Regions from separate parts of the Homo sapiens genome. Here region 1 is linked to region 2. A link is a loop called in an ENCODE intact Hi-C map of the cell type or tissue named here. Cell type or tissue: endothelial cell of umbilical vein. All regions are shown on one strand.

Region 1 (8,000 bases), 430 kb after region 2:
ACCCCGTCTCTACAAAAAAAAAAAAAATTAGCCAGTGTGGTGGTGGGCGCCTGTAGTCCCAGCTACTCGGGAGGCTGAGGCAGGAGAATGGCGTGAACCCGGGAGGCGGAGCTTGCAGTGAACCGAGATGGCGCCACTGCACTCCAGCCTGGGCGACTGAGCAAGACTCTGTCTCCAAAAAAAAAGGGGGGTTACATATTGGCCGGGCACAGTTGCTCACACCTATAATCCAGCACTTTGGGAAGCCAAGGCAGGAGGATCGCAGGAGCCCAAGAGTTCCTTCCAGCCTGCAGTGAGCCGAGATCGCACCACTGTACTCCAGCCTGGGCGACAGAGCAAAACTCTGTCTCTAAAAAAAAGCAACAACAACAACAACAAAAACCCACAAAAGGATTAGATATTGAATCAGCTGTCACCCCTTCCAAAAACAACAACAACAAAAACTGGCTCTGAGTTGCAAACAAACCTACCTCTGCCCTTGGCTAAAATGAAGTAAGTCTCTCCTGCTGTGGATGTAGGCGAGCTCAGATAGCGAACAACCCTACCTTTGGGCAGCAGATAGCCCAGGTAATAGCTGGATATTCCTGTGCACTGCATTTTGCTGGTCTTTACGTCTTGGTTTCCTGAAATATCCATCTGCTTCTAATTAAGGAATCAGGCCTAGTGAGGCGAAGCACACCAAATCTGGCAGGTCCTAAAATAGTGCTGCTGCTGCTGTTACTGATACTGATCATAGTAACAGCTGGAATTTATGGAGGTCTTAATACGTGCCATGCACTTCTCTCAGCATTTTAAATGTACTTTTTCAGAGCATGATGCTAACAGTATAGACTGTCTTGTTGGGATCAAAAGCCAGCTGTGTGACCTTGATCAAGTTACTTGCTTCTCTGTGCCTGTCTCCTCATCTGTACAATCCAGATATTAACAGTCCTCTTGTAAGGATTAAATGACTTACTATATGAAAGGAATAGATATTTTTATACATAGTAATACATAGAACCTGGCTCACAGCAAATATGCTTGTAATTACTACTTTTTGGGGTTCTTTTTGAGACAAGGTCTCACTCTCGTGCCCAGGCTGGAGTGCAGTGGCACAATCATAGCTCACTTGCAGCCTCGAATTCCTGGGCTCAAGTGATCCTCCTACCTCAGCCTTCTTAGTATCTGGGACTATAGGTGCTGCTGCACCCAGCTACTTTATTTTTAATTTTGTATAGTGACAAGGCCTCACTATGTTGCTCAGGTTGGTCTCAAACTTCTGGGCTCAAGCAATCCTTCTGTCTTGGCCTCCCAAAAGTGCTGGGATTATAGGCGTGAGCTACTGTGCCCAGCTACTACTGTTACTAATGCTCATAGCAACTCAGTCATGTATGTATATTATTAACCCCACCAAAATTGAGGAAATGGGGTACAGAGAGATAAAATAACTTGCTCAGGGCTACATCCCTAGCTTGGATTTGAAGCCATGAAGTCAAGCTCCTGAGTCCACATTTCCAGCCTATGGGCTATTGGAAAAGGAGTCAATGAAGAATAGGCTTTGGAGTATGGCAGAAAAAATGCACAGAAGGGAGGGGACTAGAGGAAAGGGAGCTGGTGTTGAAGGAAAGATGGGACTTCCACGTCGGAATGACAGACAGGAATGCTAGGAAAAAGGTCAGGCCTGAGGACAGATTTGGGGAAGATACTCAGAACGCTGAGGGTTAAAGTAATGAAAATGGATCTTAAATGGGGAAAGAACAAGAAAAAAGAGCCCAGGTAGAGAGGCTAAACTAGCAGAGAAAAAAGAAAAGAATCAGAGAAGGAAATAGAGGAATCAATCAGACAGGTGAGATGGACATTTGGACAGCTTAACATCCCCGCTGCACTGGGAGGGGAAGGCCCCAGGCCTGCCTCCTTCTGGGCTTCAAAGCCCAAACCACGCTGAACTCCTTCTGGGATGCCCTTAGTCTTCTCTAAGCACCAATATCAGTCCTGGCCTCCAGTATAAACTCAGAATGCCCCCACTTCTGGGATATTTCCCCTGAACATTTAATCATGTTTCCTAAGATCGATACCACGAACTCCCAGAAGATGGAAATGACAGCTTTCCTCTTTCCATCCCGTGTGCTGCACAGGATCCTGTACATAGGGCTCAATAAATGCTTGTGGAGGCTGTCTTCCGGCCCTTCCACATCTTAGCCCCAAGTGTGACTATATCCTCTATGAAGACAGAGACTGCTTCATGCCCCATTCTCCCCACCCAGCACCAGTGTAGTGGGAAGCATATGCTCAGAACTGCCTCAAATGTGGATCACAGAGTGAGCGGGGTGAATTAAGAGTAGTCTCGGGACAAAAGAGGCACATTCCTCAGCAGCCCCTTGCTAAGCCCAAGACACTGGGAAAAACTTTTGAGGTTCCGGATTCTTCATCGTTTTGGTTGGACCAAAAAGTACCTGGACAAAGTCTGGAAACATGTCTACCATCTCTGAATCCAGAAGCCAACTGATGAAAAAGACAACCTTCACTCACTCTCACCTGAGCAGACAGCAGATCCACAGCCATCCCTTCCTCCTCAGTCTTCCTGCCCAGGGAGAGCAGAGTGTGGACACGGTGGGTCTGCAGAGGAAAAAGGTGTCAAGAGGAACCCTGGCGTCAGGAGATGGCTTGGAGAGAGGAAGTTACAACCGCCCATAATGTCCATCAGGTCTCAAAAAAGCCACCCCCCGTAATGATGTAAAGCAAGAAGAGTGTTTACTAGTTTACTAGGGCAATGTGCCAACCCTACTTCTATTTCTGCACTTGGACTCTTTAACTTCCACCTTCGGGCCTCTCAGCTACCTCTAGGCAAACCGTGACTCCCCCATGGATGTCTGGAGTCCTTCGCTAGCTTTGAACTGCACACCTAAAAGTCGCAATGAATATCCAGTCTCCTGGGGCGCCACTTCCCAGCCTAGCTAGCTGATCCTCATCCTGCCTGCCCTGCCTCACCCTTTCCTCCCTATGGTAGCCACGATAAAGAGGCTTCCCCGCATCCCTACCCTGGTGACAGACCCCACTGCTCGCCCTGAGTGGTCCTTCCGTGGAGTGCTGTGTTCTCCCCAAGAAACTGTGAGCATAATCCAACCACTCAGCTTTCCCAGCCTCTTTACTAGATCTTCGTCGGGCCTTACCACACTTTACCCAAGGTAACAGGATTAAGGCACTGTCCCCACCCAAAGCCAGAGCTTTGCTGTCCCTCCTAATACTCCACAGGTGCCGCCTCTAATGGCACCCACAACCAGAAACAGCCGTCGCTGCCCAAACACCAACCCCAGGTGGGAGAGGTGGAAACCGTGCCCGCCCCACAGAAAGCAAGGGAAGAGGCTGCCTGGGGCAGCCGGGCAAGTGTGAGGGCCTCCAGGCCCGCGATCTGCAGCGGCGACTCAGGGTGCCCCCTAGCATGGAGCCAACCTGGGGCTCTGCCAGGCCAGTTCCAGCGGGTGCCTCGACCAGCCCAGGGGAAGCTGCCACACAAGGCCTCGGTTACGCGACGAAGCGCACCTCCTCCCAGGAAGCGGTGAGTGTTTTCCACGCAGTATTTTCAATCTTCACATTTACAGATGTTACGGAGACTGAAAACCAGGAGGTCGTGACCTGCCCAAAGTCATAAGGGCCGGGAAGGCAATCCTGATCCTAGCCCCAGGCCCCAGTTACATCTGGGGCAATGACCTCGCCACTCTGCCTCGGTCTCCTCCTGACAGAGCGGGAACAGCGTACCGCCACCCTATCTGTTAGCAGGGATGCGCGGAGTTCGTTCGGGCGATGCGCTAGTCTGGTGCCTGGCACCCGAGCGCTCTCGGCGGGCATCAGCTATTGCTTTTATTATTTCCGTTACTCAGAAGAAAATGCACAGAAGAAAATCGCAGAATGAACAACGACAAAAGGCTGGCATCCCCACCCCAGCGGCCCGGCGCACCCAGCTCACCTGGCGAGGCGCTCCCTCCCGCGGGTCTCCGGCAGTCCAGGCCGCTCGCGGACGGCGCCCCGGGACCCAGTGGCCAAGGGGCCCGAGCCGCGTAGGGCTGGTCCCAGAAGCCCAGACGAGGCTGCACGCCGCCCACTCGCTGGAGAGGCCCGGATCCACCCCGGCCCGGAAGAGACCACTGCGAGCGCCTCAACCCCAGGCCGGCAATCCTAGCCAAGCCTGGATGGCCCAAGCCAGGAGAACCCCCGAAAGGCCGCGAGCTGTCCCCGAAACCCCGCCAACCGCGGGAGAACTACCACTCCCGGCATGCCTCCGGCCCCACGCCGACTACACTTCCCAGGGGACGCCGCGGTGCGCGCTGCGAACTCCGGGAGAGGAACCGCCTCCGCCAACGAGAGCTCTCAAAGGCGACAGTGCGCGGAGGGGCTGCAGTGCGAGGGAGTACGCACGCCGCACACGAGGCAGGAGGTCTCCAGCTGCTGGCCGTGCTGCCTACAGCCCGCGCACTTGTTAAGCAAGCGGAGTAGTTTGAAAAAACAAAACCGGAAATTAGATTCATTTAGGAGGATCAGTGTGCTGTAGCTCCCACCGCTGGTTGTGATTACTTTTCTGTTGATACAAAATAATTTACATAATGTATAGGGTCCATGTGAGTGCTTGTTACGTGCATAGACTGTAATGATCATCAAGTCACAGTATTTGGGGTATCCATCACCTTAAGCATTTATCATTTTTATGCGTTGGTATCATTTCAAGCCCTCTCTTCGATTTACTTTGAAATATACACAATATTATTGCCAAGTATAGTCACCCTAGTCTGCTATTAAATATTAGAAATTATTTCTTCCATCTAACTGTATGTTTGTACCCATAACCAACCTCTCTTCATTCCCCTTCCTTTCTGGCCTTCCTGGCCTTTGGTATCTATCCTCCTGTTGTCTATGTCCATGAGATCAAGTGTTTTAACTCCCGAATATAAGTGAGAACATGCAGTACTTGTCTTTCTGTGCCTGGCTTATTTCACTTAACATAATGACCTTCGGCTCCATCCATGTTGCTGTGAATACATTATTTCATTCATTTTTATGGCAGAATAGTATTCCATTGTGTCTATGTATGACATTTTCTTTACCCATTCATCTATTGCTGGTAGGTTGAGTCTATATCTTGGCTACTGCAAATAGTGCAGTGACAAACGTGAGTGCAGGTATCCTTTTCATATACTGATTTCTCTCCCTTTACCAGTAGTAGGGTTGCTGGATTGTATGGTAGTTCCATTTTTAGTTTTTTGAGAAACCTCCACACTGTTTTCCATAGTGGCTGTACTAATTTACATTCCCACCAATAGTGTATAAGAGTTCCCTTTTCCCCAAATCCTCACTGGCATCTGTCATTTTTTTGTCTTTATAATAATAATCATTCTAACTGGAGTGAGCTTATATCTAATTAGAAAGTGTTAGTAACCAAAAGAGCATGATATTTGTATAAAAATAGACACACACACCCCCCCATGGAACAGAATAAGAGAACCCAGAAATCAGTGCACCCATTTACAGCCAACTGATTTTCAACAAAGGTGCCAAGAACACACAATGAGGAAAGGACTACGTCTTTAATAAATGGTTCTGGGGAAAACTGGATAATAATATGCAGAAGAATGAACTTGGACCCCTTCTCTCTCAACATATATAAAAGTCAACTCCAGATAGATTAAAGATTTAAAGACTCCAAACTATAAAACTGATAGAAGGAAACATCGGGACAACTCTTCAGGACATTGATCTAGGCAAAGATTTTTCTTTTTCTTGCCTGTGCTTTTGAGGTCTGTGGCTAAGACCTCAAAAGCACAGGCAACAAAAAGAAAAATAAACAACTATATTAATCTAAAAAGTGTCTGCACAGCAAAAGAAACAACAGAGTGAAGCAACAACTTGAGAGAAAATATTTATAAATTACTCATCCAACAAAGGACTAATACCCAGTATATACAAAGAATTCAAATAACAGGTTTGTGACCAGCCAGGCCAATGTGGCGAAACCCCGTCTCTACTAAAAATGCAAAAATAGCCAGGCGTGGTGGTGCATGCCTGAAACCCCAGCTACTTGGGAGGCTGAAGCAGGAGAATTCCTTGAACCTGGGAGGTGGAGGTTGCAGTGAGCTCAGATCATGCCACTGCACTCCAGCCTGGGTGACAGAGCGAGATGCCATCTCAAAGAAAAAACAAAACAAAAAAAACCACAACAGTATACAAAGAGTCCCATTAAAAATGGGCAAAGGGCTGGGCACAATGACTCATGCCTGTAATCCCGGCACTTTGGGAGGCGGAAGTGGATGGATCACTCGTGCCCAGGGGTTCCAGAGCAGCCTCAGCAACATAGTGAGACCTTGTCTTTACAAAAAATAAACGAAATTAGCCAGGCATGCCAGTGCAGGCCTGTAGTCCCAGCTACTCAGGAGGCTGAGCGCAGAGGATTGCTTGAACCCAGAGGTTGAGGCTGCAGTGAGCAAAAATAGCACCACTGCACTCCAGCCAGGGTGACAGAGTGAGACCCTGCCTCAAAAAAAAAAAAAAAAAAAAAAATAGGCAAAGGACCTGAATAGACATTTCTCAAAAAGACATTCAAATGGCCAACAGGTATATGAAAAATGTTCAACATTACTAATCATCAGAGAAATGCAAATCAAAACCACAAGATAGTTATGTTATTTTAAATTCTTTTAATGTGTACCATACACAGGAGATAATGTATTCATAGGCACAGATTTTTGTTTTTATTTATTTATTTATTTATTTATTTTGAGATGGAGTCTCACTCTGTCGCCAGGCTGGAGTACAGTGGCGCGACCTTGGCTCACTGCAACCTCTACCTCCTAGGTTCAAGCAGTCTCCTGCCTCAGCCTCCTGAGTAGCTGGGACTACAGGCACGTACCACCATGCCCAGCTAATTTTTGTATTTTTAGTAGAGATGGGGTTTCACCATGTTGATCAGGATGGTCTTGATCTCTTGACCTCGTGATCTGCCCACCTCAGCCTCCCAAAGTGCTGGGATTAGAGGCATGAGCCACTGTGCGAGGCCCATGGTTTAATAATAATAAAACAAATACCCACATACCCAACACTTGGGTTACCAAAGAGAAATTTACCCAAAATTTGGAAGCCTTGTTCACAGTGCTCCCAAGTCATTTTCCTGAGTTGCTTTCAGCATTCCTTTGTTTTGTTTGATAATTACTCCACATGCATGTGTCCCTAAACATTGTTTACTTTTGCAACATTTTAAATCTTTATAAAAAGACAACCTGCTATATACATACAATATACAATATGTATGTATATAAAGGTAATCTGCTATATACATACAATATACAATTGTATAGTTTCAATTGTACATTGTATTCAACTTTTATACAATATACAATATGTATGTATATAGCAGATACCCTTTATATAAAGATTTCTGCATATATATGTGTATATGCCTATATGTGTATATATGTATATATATCATGTGTATATACATGCATATATGTATCATGTGTATATATGTGTTCAACACAAACACTTTTAGATTAGTCTACCTTGATACATGCAAAGTTCATTCCTTTTCATTACTGTATAGGATTTCATTATTGATTCATTCAGCAACAACAAAAATTATGTTGAACACTTATCCTGTGCCTAGCATTGTGCCAGATTCTGGAAATACACCAGTGGGCAAAACTGGCAAAACCTGTGCACAAATGCAGCTTGAATTTTACTGGAAGAGAGAGAGGAAAGATAATAAGAGGAATAAATACGTTTTGAGATAGAGATGAGTGTGAAGGCAACCAAAATAATTCACTCCAAAACATACTTCCCTGACATATCTTGAGATGGCTATTCAGAGAGCTTGCAGACAGGAATAGTCCTGAAAAGCTGTCTTTTGTAGAGGAGACTTGCATCTGTTGAGGAAATGAAGTGCAGTCAACAACAGATGTGAATAGGCTTTCTCTGAGGCTCTCCCCTCGTCCAGATCTGAGAAAGACTAACTGAGAGTCTGACACCTTTGAAAATCTGGT
Region 2 (8,000 bases):
CTGTAGCAAAGCAAAAAGGAGGGAAAATGCATCCCAGGTGCCGCCAGCTGCCACTGTTTTTCTTTGTGTGGTGTGTGTGACAGAGTCTTACTTTGTTGCCCAGCCTGGAGTAAAGTGGAGTGATCCCGGCTCGCTGCAACCTCCGCCTCCTGGGTTCAAGCAATTCTCCTGCCTCAGCCTCCTGAGTAGCTGGGATTACAGGCACATGCCACTACATCTGGCTAATTTTTGTATTTTGAGTAGAGACGGGATTTCACCTTGTTGGCCAGGCTGGTGTCGAACTCCTGACCTCAAGTCATCCACCTGCCTCAGCCTCCCAAAGTGTTGAGATTACAGGTGTGAGCCACTGTGCCTGCCCTGCTGCCATGCTTTCAAGCCACTGTTAGGCTTTTCCACATCCCCCAGCATGCACCCACTCTCCCGGGATGGTTAGGGGGCTCCATCACCATTTTCTGGAAACTGCCTCTAGTCAGAGGTTGCCTGGGGCTCTCCACACAATCATGGAGACGTAGAGGACACAGCCTGATGCTAGACTGCACAGGACCCTCTTCCGCCAGATTCCCTGGACACCTCCATCCCCTCTTCTAGCAATCATGTCAGTGCACGGTAGCGCCTGTGTCCTAAGGTTCCCATGCCACAAGGCTTGAACCCTTCACCCCTGTCTCCCGAGGCCAGGATCAAGCCTGCTTGGCCCAGGGGAGGGGGCGATAAATGTCATGGTTGGAAGCATCAGGTGGGAGAGGGCTTAGTGTGGGGTCGTCAGAGTGACACTGAGAGGCTAAGACACACTGTCTGACACAGCCCAGCCAGGCGCTGCCCACAGCTGAGTTTCCAAAGGACACGTTCTGTGTCACCATATTCCAGGATTCAAATCCTTCCAGCCTGGGACAAGTTCCACGGGGTGCCATGAGGCTGCCCCAATTTGATTTTGAAATGTACAGTGAAATGCCTACCTTGGTGGTGGCCAAGGCAGGGTGGGCCCAGATGCCCCTGCTGATGGACACACAGGCACGACACCCACAGTTCAGGGAGCCCGCTCCAGCCTGCCGTGGAGCCCTGGGCCAGGTCGTGAGCCATGAGCCTGCTCGGGACAGTCCTTCCCGATCCTGGAAGGGAGCGGCCCAATTATAACGGCTCCCTCGAGGCTCTCAGTGGAGCCGAGCCCAGAGAGGAGGCCTGCACTGCCAGATGGGCAAACTCATTAGGACTGTGGCATTTTTTATGCAAACGAAGGCAAATACATCCATGGGAGAAATGTAAACAGCAGACACGCACAAGAGCACGGACTTCACCGGGTTTCAAGAGGAGAGGGAGCTGGGACAGGAGGCCAGGAGAGATCCCCACCCCCAGCACTGCCCTGCAGTGGCCTAGCCCAGGCCTTCTGGATCTGCCTACCTGGGATGCCCAAGAGGGAAACTGAGGCCCCACGAGCCCTGCACGTGGGCGGAGCCTGGCCTGACCTGTAGCTCCTTGGGAGGCTGAGGGAGAAGCATTGCTTGAGGCCAGGAGTTTGAGACCAGCCTGGACAACACAGTTAAACCCCATCTGTACAAAACACTAAAAAATTAACCAGGCATGGTGGCGCATGCCTGTGGTCCCAGCTATTCAGGAAGCTGAGATGGGAGGATCACTTGAGCCCATGACTTAGAGGTTATGGTGAGCTGTGATCGTGCCACTGCACTCTAGCCTGGGCAACAGGGTAAGATCCTGTCTTTTAAAATAAATAACATACAATAATATAAAATAAATAAAAATTATAATAAAAATGACTGTAGCGAGAACTCTTAAGGAGAGTCAAGAAGATATTGCAAAGAAACAATATGAAAAAACCAATCTCTTTAAGGGTTCTTCTCATTACAGTTTTTTTTTTTCTGATTCTGTCTTGTTTCTTCACTGGCCAACCCCGCTCTGATGCTTAGCTTGGGTCCCTGCCGCTCAAGCTACTATGTCCTTCCCATCAGTGCTGCTCAGTGTAGTCTTGGACCCATGGCATTCTGGCATCCCCTGGGTGCCTGTTGGAAATGCAGATTCTTAGGCCCTGCCCCAGACCTCCTGACTCAAATCTCTGAGGTGGAGCCCAGGACTGCATATGTTCCAGCTCCCCAGGGGATTCTGTTGAGACCCGGCCTCTATTCTCGGTGGCCTGGCTTTTCCTGCTTCTGTTGGGGGTGAGGCCCCTCCAGACTGAGCTGGTCAGGATCTAGGCTCTTGGCAGCCTGCATGAGGCAGGAGGCAAGTCCCTCTCTCGGGGAAGGCAGTGGCAGGTAAGCAATGGCAGGTGAGTCGGCCAACAAGGCCCTTGCCACTGAGCTGTCCTATGGAGAAGCCCCGTGCCTTTTTCTCAGGGCGCTCTGCGGGTGTGCCTGGGGTCGGACTGAGCCCCAGCAATCTCCCTGCATGTCAGTTACTGCTCTTACTTTCACTGTGGTCCCCGTGGGCTTTTTCAAGGCTCTGTCCTGGCCCAGGGAAAGGTGGACCATGAGACCTCACAGCCAGAAAGAAGCAGCAGCCAACTGAGTTTCCGAATGGATTTGAAGAGCTCACAGCAGAGGAGATACCAGTTTGAAAATCAAGATGTGTTTGATTTGCTTTGGCCATCAAGAGACACATCCTGAAGGACTCTGTCTCAACATTTTTCTACATAAAAAAAGAGTGGGGAAGAATGCAGGTTGGTGGGAGCTGGGAGATAAGGTCCACAGGCCAGGAGAGGGCCCCCAGGCTGGGTCGTGTGAGGCAGTGTCCATCTGAGAAGGAAAGTCTGCTGGCTGCAGGGTCCCAGCACCCAGGAGCTAGAGGAGAGGGGGTGGGAGGGAGAGCAGCTACGTGTCCCTGGGTTTCTTGAGCGAGGACTGATAAACCCCAGGGGCACGTGTAGCTGCCACAAAAGCATGCACCTCGAGTGCTTCCCCCTCCTAGCTGGCGGGAGAGGAAGGGACCAGGATGGAGGCGAGCTTGGCAAAGTCTTTCTGGAATCAGCATCCTCCTCCTCCTCCTTCCCAGACTCCGGGCCCCAGGCTCCAAGCACAGTCCATCCCTGCGGAGGACTTCCGTGGATGCTGGTGGGCACAGATGCCAGCCCATCATGTGCTACTCAGGCAGATGCTAGGGAGCCAGGGGCCAGTCATCGTTCTCCCTGATGCCAGGGCACCACTCTGAGGAAAGGGAGAGAAGGACAGGTTGGTCTAAATCCACCTGCAGGATCTGAGTGACCGTACATGGGGCTGGGGGCTGAAATTTTCTGAGAGGGACTGGATTACATTTTCAGAAATTGGAATCAGAAATTAAAACTGTGTTATGAAAAATAATGAGTTACATTTTGCACATGTGATGTTTGAGCCGGATAATTTGTGTTTGCCGCCTTTATACTTGAATGTGAAAGCACCTTGCACAGCACTTGGCATAAAGTCAGTGCCCAGTGATTACTAGTGAATGCCTTCCTAACTGTGTACATGGCCTGAATGCACACGAACACACGATGGAAACAGTCAGGGAGTGGAGAGGGTGTCCTGCTGATTACTAGTGAATGCCTTCCTAACTGTGCGTGGTCTGAATGCACACAAACACAAGATGGAAACAGTCAGGGAGCGGAGATGGTGCCCCGCTGATGCTGTCCTATTATTTTTATTCAGAAGTCTGTTTGCCTTTTTACACATTTTTGATCCTACCATATAAACGATTTTTATAACATTCATGTTATGTTACATTCACATTTATTGCTAATTTTTATAACATTAGTACAAGATGATTGAATTCCTCCTTGGTCAGAAGACCCACGTCTGAATCCTGGATCCACTACTTGTTAGTTGAAGCAAGCAACTGTGCCTCTCAGTCTGTGAAAAGGAGGCAATGCCTAGCTCAGGAGGCTGACAGGATGAAGTCGGAGAGGAATGAATGGAAGTCTCTTGGGACTCAGGCCTGCCTGATACTTTCTGGGCAGCTTAAAATATGTTTTCTGAATGTTAAGGGAAGCACAGAGCAGGCATGCATGCAGATGGGGGTGAAATATTACTTCCATTCTTCCATGTGTGAGTCCTAAACACACACCACCTCCCCCACACACAAACAGACCTACAACACATGCCACACGTAACACAGGCACAGGCACACGCACACGCACCGCAGCAACACACACTGCACGCACACACAACACAGACTGTAACACATACACACGTATACCACCTACCACACTACACAAGGCCCCACATTCACATGATACACATGTACCACATGCACATATATGACCCGCATCACCAACAAACACACGTGCATCATGTGTACACATACACATCATAGGTACACATCACATGCACACATGGCCCACAGGAACACACACATATGCCACATACTGCATGCATGCACATCCACAACACACGCAATACAGGCACATACAAGCCATATGTAGACACTGCGTGCACACACATTTACACCACACTACATGCACACACCATATTCACACATACTTGCACACACACCACTGATACACATACTTCCACACATGTCCGCAGCCTGCATGCACAAACCATATTATGCACACACACCCCATATACTATTAGGTTGGTGCAAAAGTAATCGCAGCTTTTGCCATTACTTTCAATAGCAAAAACTGCGATTACTTTTTTTTTTTGAGACACAGTCTTACTCTGTCGCCCAGGCTGGAGTGCAATGGGGTGATCTCAGCTCACCGCAGCCTCTGCCTCTGGGGTTCAAGTGATTCTCCTGCCTCAGCCTCCCCAGTAGCTGGGATTACAGGTGTGCGCCACCACTCCTGGCTAATTTTTGTATTTTTAGTAGAGACGGGGTTTCACCATGTTGGCCAGGCTGGTCTTGAACTCCTGACCTCAGGTGATCTGCACACCTCGGCTTCCCAAAGTGCTGGGATTACAGGCGTGAGCCACCATGCCCAGACAAAAACCGTGATTACTTTTGCACCAACCTGATACGTGTGCACAGACAAGTTCGGTAAGCAGGCATTGCAATAATTAAAGATGACACGAGGTGGCACCATGACACTTTTACTCAGAAATTTTATTTGCCTATTTTTATACAGTTGTGATTATACTCTATATTAGTAGTTCTCAAAGTGTAGCCAAAACTATTTTCATAATAATGGTAAGATGTGATTTGCCTTTTTTCATTCTTATTCTCCCATGAGTATACAGTGGAATTTTCCAGAGATGCTGTGATGTGTGACATTGTAACAGATTGAAGGCAAAAGCAGATCTGAGAATCAGCTCAGACATCTACCTAGAGATTTGCCAGCGGCAATGCAACTCACTAATTTTGCAGAAGATATTGTTGCTTTCCATACAAAATTATTTATTGTTAACATACAACAATGGGTTTGTTGTTTTTAATTTAAAAAATTGAGCAATTTGAATTCTTTTTAAAGCTTATTTTTAATTGAAAATGAAATTATTTAACGTGTACAACATGATGTTTTGAAATATGTAGACACTGTGGAATCATTACTATTTTAAAATAAGTAAATATTTCAAAACCTCCTCAAATTTAATCTGTATTACAGTAAAATTGATAGATGCAATTCACGTAAAGTTCCTTAGGGTCCACAGGAGATTTTCAGAGTATAAAGCTATCCTGAGAAAGAATATTTAACAATCACTCTTCTATATGTAATCACATGTCCACAAATACTTTTGAGGTTAATCATTTATTTTAAATTTATAAGGAACCAACAAGAACAAAGAAAAGGAAAACACTTGTAATCCTATTGCATGGGGACAAGAGACAATCACGACTGACATTTGCCAGGTTTTCTCCTAGTTGTGTTTCAGAGCATCTGTTTCCAGGTTAGTGTGTTCTGAATACAGGCTCTGTGTCCTACGCTCTGAATATGAGCCCCGCGTCCTAGCCTCTGGGTATAAGCCTTGTGTCCTAGGTTCTGGGTATAAGCCCCGGGTCCTAGGTTCTGCATATAAACCTTGTGTCCTAGGCTCTGGGTATAAGCCTTGCTTCCTAGGCCCTGGGTATAAGCCTAGGGTCCTAGACTCTGGGTATAAGCCCCGGGTTCTAGGCTCTGGGTGTAAGCCCCGCCTCCTAGGCTCTAGGTGTAAGGCCTGGGTCCTAGGCTCTGGGTAGAAGCCCCGGGTCCTAGGCTCTGGATACAAGCCTTGTGTCCTAGGCTCTGGGTATAAACCTTCTGTCCTAGGTTCTGGGTATAAGCCTTGTGTCCTATTCTCTGGTTCTCAGCCCCTTGTCCTAGGCTCTGGGTATAAATCTTGTGTCCTAGACCTTGGGTTAAACCCCATGTCCTAGGCTCCGGGTATAAGCCCTGTGTCCTTTCTGCATATAAGCCTTGTGTTTCCTAGGCTCTGGGTATAAGCCCCATGTCCTAGGCTTTGAGTATAAGCCCCATGTCCTAGGCTCTGGGTATAAACCTTGTGTCCTAGGCTCTGAGTATAAGCCCCACGTCCTTTCTGGGTATAAGCCTTGTGTCCTAGGCTCTGGGTATAAGCCCCATGTCCTAATCCCTGGGTATAAGCCCCGGGTTCTAGGCCCTGAATATAAGTTCTGTGTCCTTTCTGGTTATAAGCCTTGTGTCCTAGTCTCTGGGTATAAGCCCCATGTCCTAGGCCCTGGTTATAAGCCCCGAGTTCCAGGCCCTGGGTGTAAGTTCTGTGTTCTTTCTAGGTATTAGCCTTGTGTCCTAGGCCCTGGGCATAAACCTGTGTCCTAGGCCCTGGGTATATGCCCCAGGTTTTAGGCCGTGGGTATAAGCCCCAAGTCCTAGGCTCTGGATAGAAGCCCTGGGTTCTTGGTCCTGGGTATGAGCCCCATATCCTAGGTCACCAACCAGATTGAGAGCCCAGTCAAAGTTCTTTCTCATGGTGTGTCTAGGACGTCAGAAAACCTAGAGATGTGGCCGGACTCTGAGCCCCCTGAAAAGGGTTCCCAGACCTTTTGTGAGAGGGAGGCTTTGTCTGCCCAGAGCCCACCTAGTCTTGGAGTCTTGGAAGGCTGCCCGGCACCTCAGGTAGGCCTGTTTGCACCTCAGCCTCACCCTGGTCTGGGTATCCACTCCATACAGACATGTTTTTAAAAATTGAGGAATAGCTTTGTGCAGTGGCAGTATCATAGCCAATGAGGTTTATCCGAGGCGTGATTATTGCTAATTGAAAAATTGAGGAATAGTTTAGTAAAACACACAGATCTTAAATATATAATTCAATGGCTTTTTACAAATATCTATCTGTAGCCAACACCCCAATCAAGGCAGAAAACATTGCCACCATTGTAGAAAATTCCCCCCAATCCCTTTACAGTCTACTCAACTTCCCTTGTCCCCTAATCCCCAAGCAGCCACTATTCTGATTTGCATTCCAGAAAAGTAGTTTTTCTGGATTTTTTTTTAACTGACTTTCGCTCTTGTCGCCCAGGCTCGAGTGCAGTGGCGCAATCCTGACTCACTGCAACTTCCACCTCCTAGGTTCAATCAATTCTCCTGCCTCAGCCTCCCAAGTAGCTGGGATTAGAGGCGTGCACCACCACGCCTGACTAATTTTTGTATTTTTAGTAGAGACGGGGTTTCACCATGTTGACCAGGCTGGTCTTGAACTTCTGACCTCGGGTAATCCGCCCACCTCTGCCTCCCAAAGTGCTGGGATTACAGGTGTGAGCCACCGTGCCCAGCCTGGTTTTGAATTTAATAAATCTGTATGACATCCTTTGTATGGCTCCTTCAGTTCAAAACACTGTGTTTTTGTTGTTGTTGTTGTAGAGATGGAGTCTTGATCCATTGCCCAGCCTGCTTTCAAACTCCTGGGCTCAAGCAATCCTCTGCTCTTGGCCTCCCAAGTGTTGGGACTGCAGGTGTGAGTCATCGCACCAGCCAGAGTCCAATCGTGTCTCTAGTGAGAGCAGCCACTTTAATATAAAGGCTCAGGAATTCCTCCTCATGTTTGCTGCAGTGGCACTTGCCCTCTGAGTATCAGTTAGCTATTGTCACACTTATGCTGTGTAACAAACCATCCCCACATCTCAGT

What was found. A loop is a pair of places that touch in the nucleus more often than their neighbours do. Peaks named below come from ENCODE experiments on the same cell type or tissue, not always from the same donor. Only the 100,000 strongest peaks of a DNase experiment are listed, where the experiment ranks them.
Region 1: a loop joins it to region 2, with 5 times the contacts of the local background. A loop is called at or near these places in 3 of 110 quality-filtered maps.

Annotation. Positions count from the first base shown.
Region 1 is chr5:179,056,610-179,064,609 of GRCh38, reverse strand. It overlaps ZNF354C (zinc finger protein 354C), which reads right to left and starts at 4,237. Exons shown (of 5, transcript NM_014594.3): 1 at 3,944-4,237; 2 at 2,515-2,595. The coding sequence starts at 2,541. RefSeq lists an enhancer at 3,383-3,918. In endothelial cell of umbilical vein, no CTCF peak of the experiment used is centred here; a DNase peak (open chromatin) is centred at 4,289; H3K4me3 peaks cover 1,343 bases; H3K27ac peaks cover 431 bases.
Region 2 is chr5:179,491,227-179,499,226 of GRCh38, reverse strand. LOC124901224 (U4 spliceosomal RNA) reads left to right here and starts at 7,070; the gene lies at 7,070-7,212. RefSeq lists an enhancer at 3,059-3,108. In endothelial cell of umbilical vein, a CTCF peak has its summit at 4,994 (motif pointing right); a DNase peak (open chromatin) is centred at 5,016.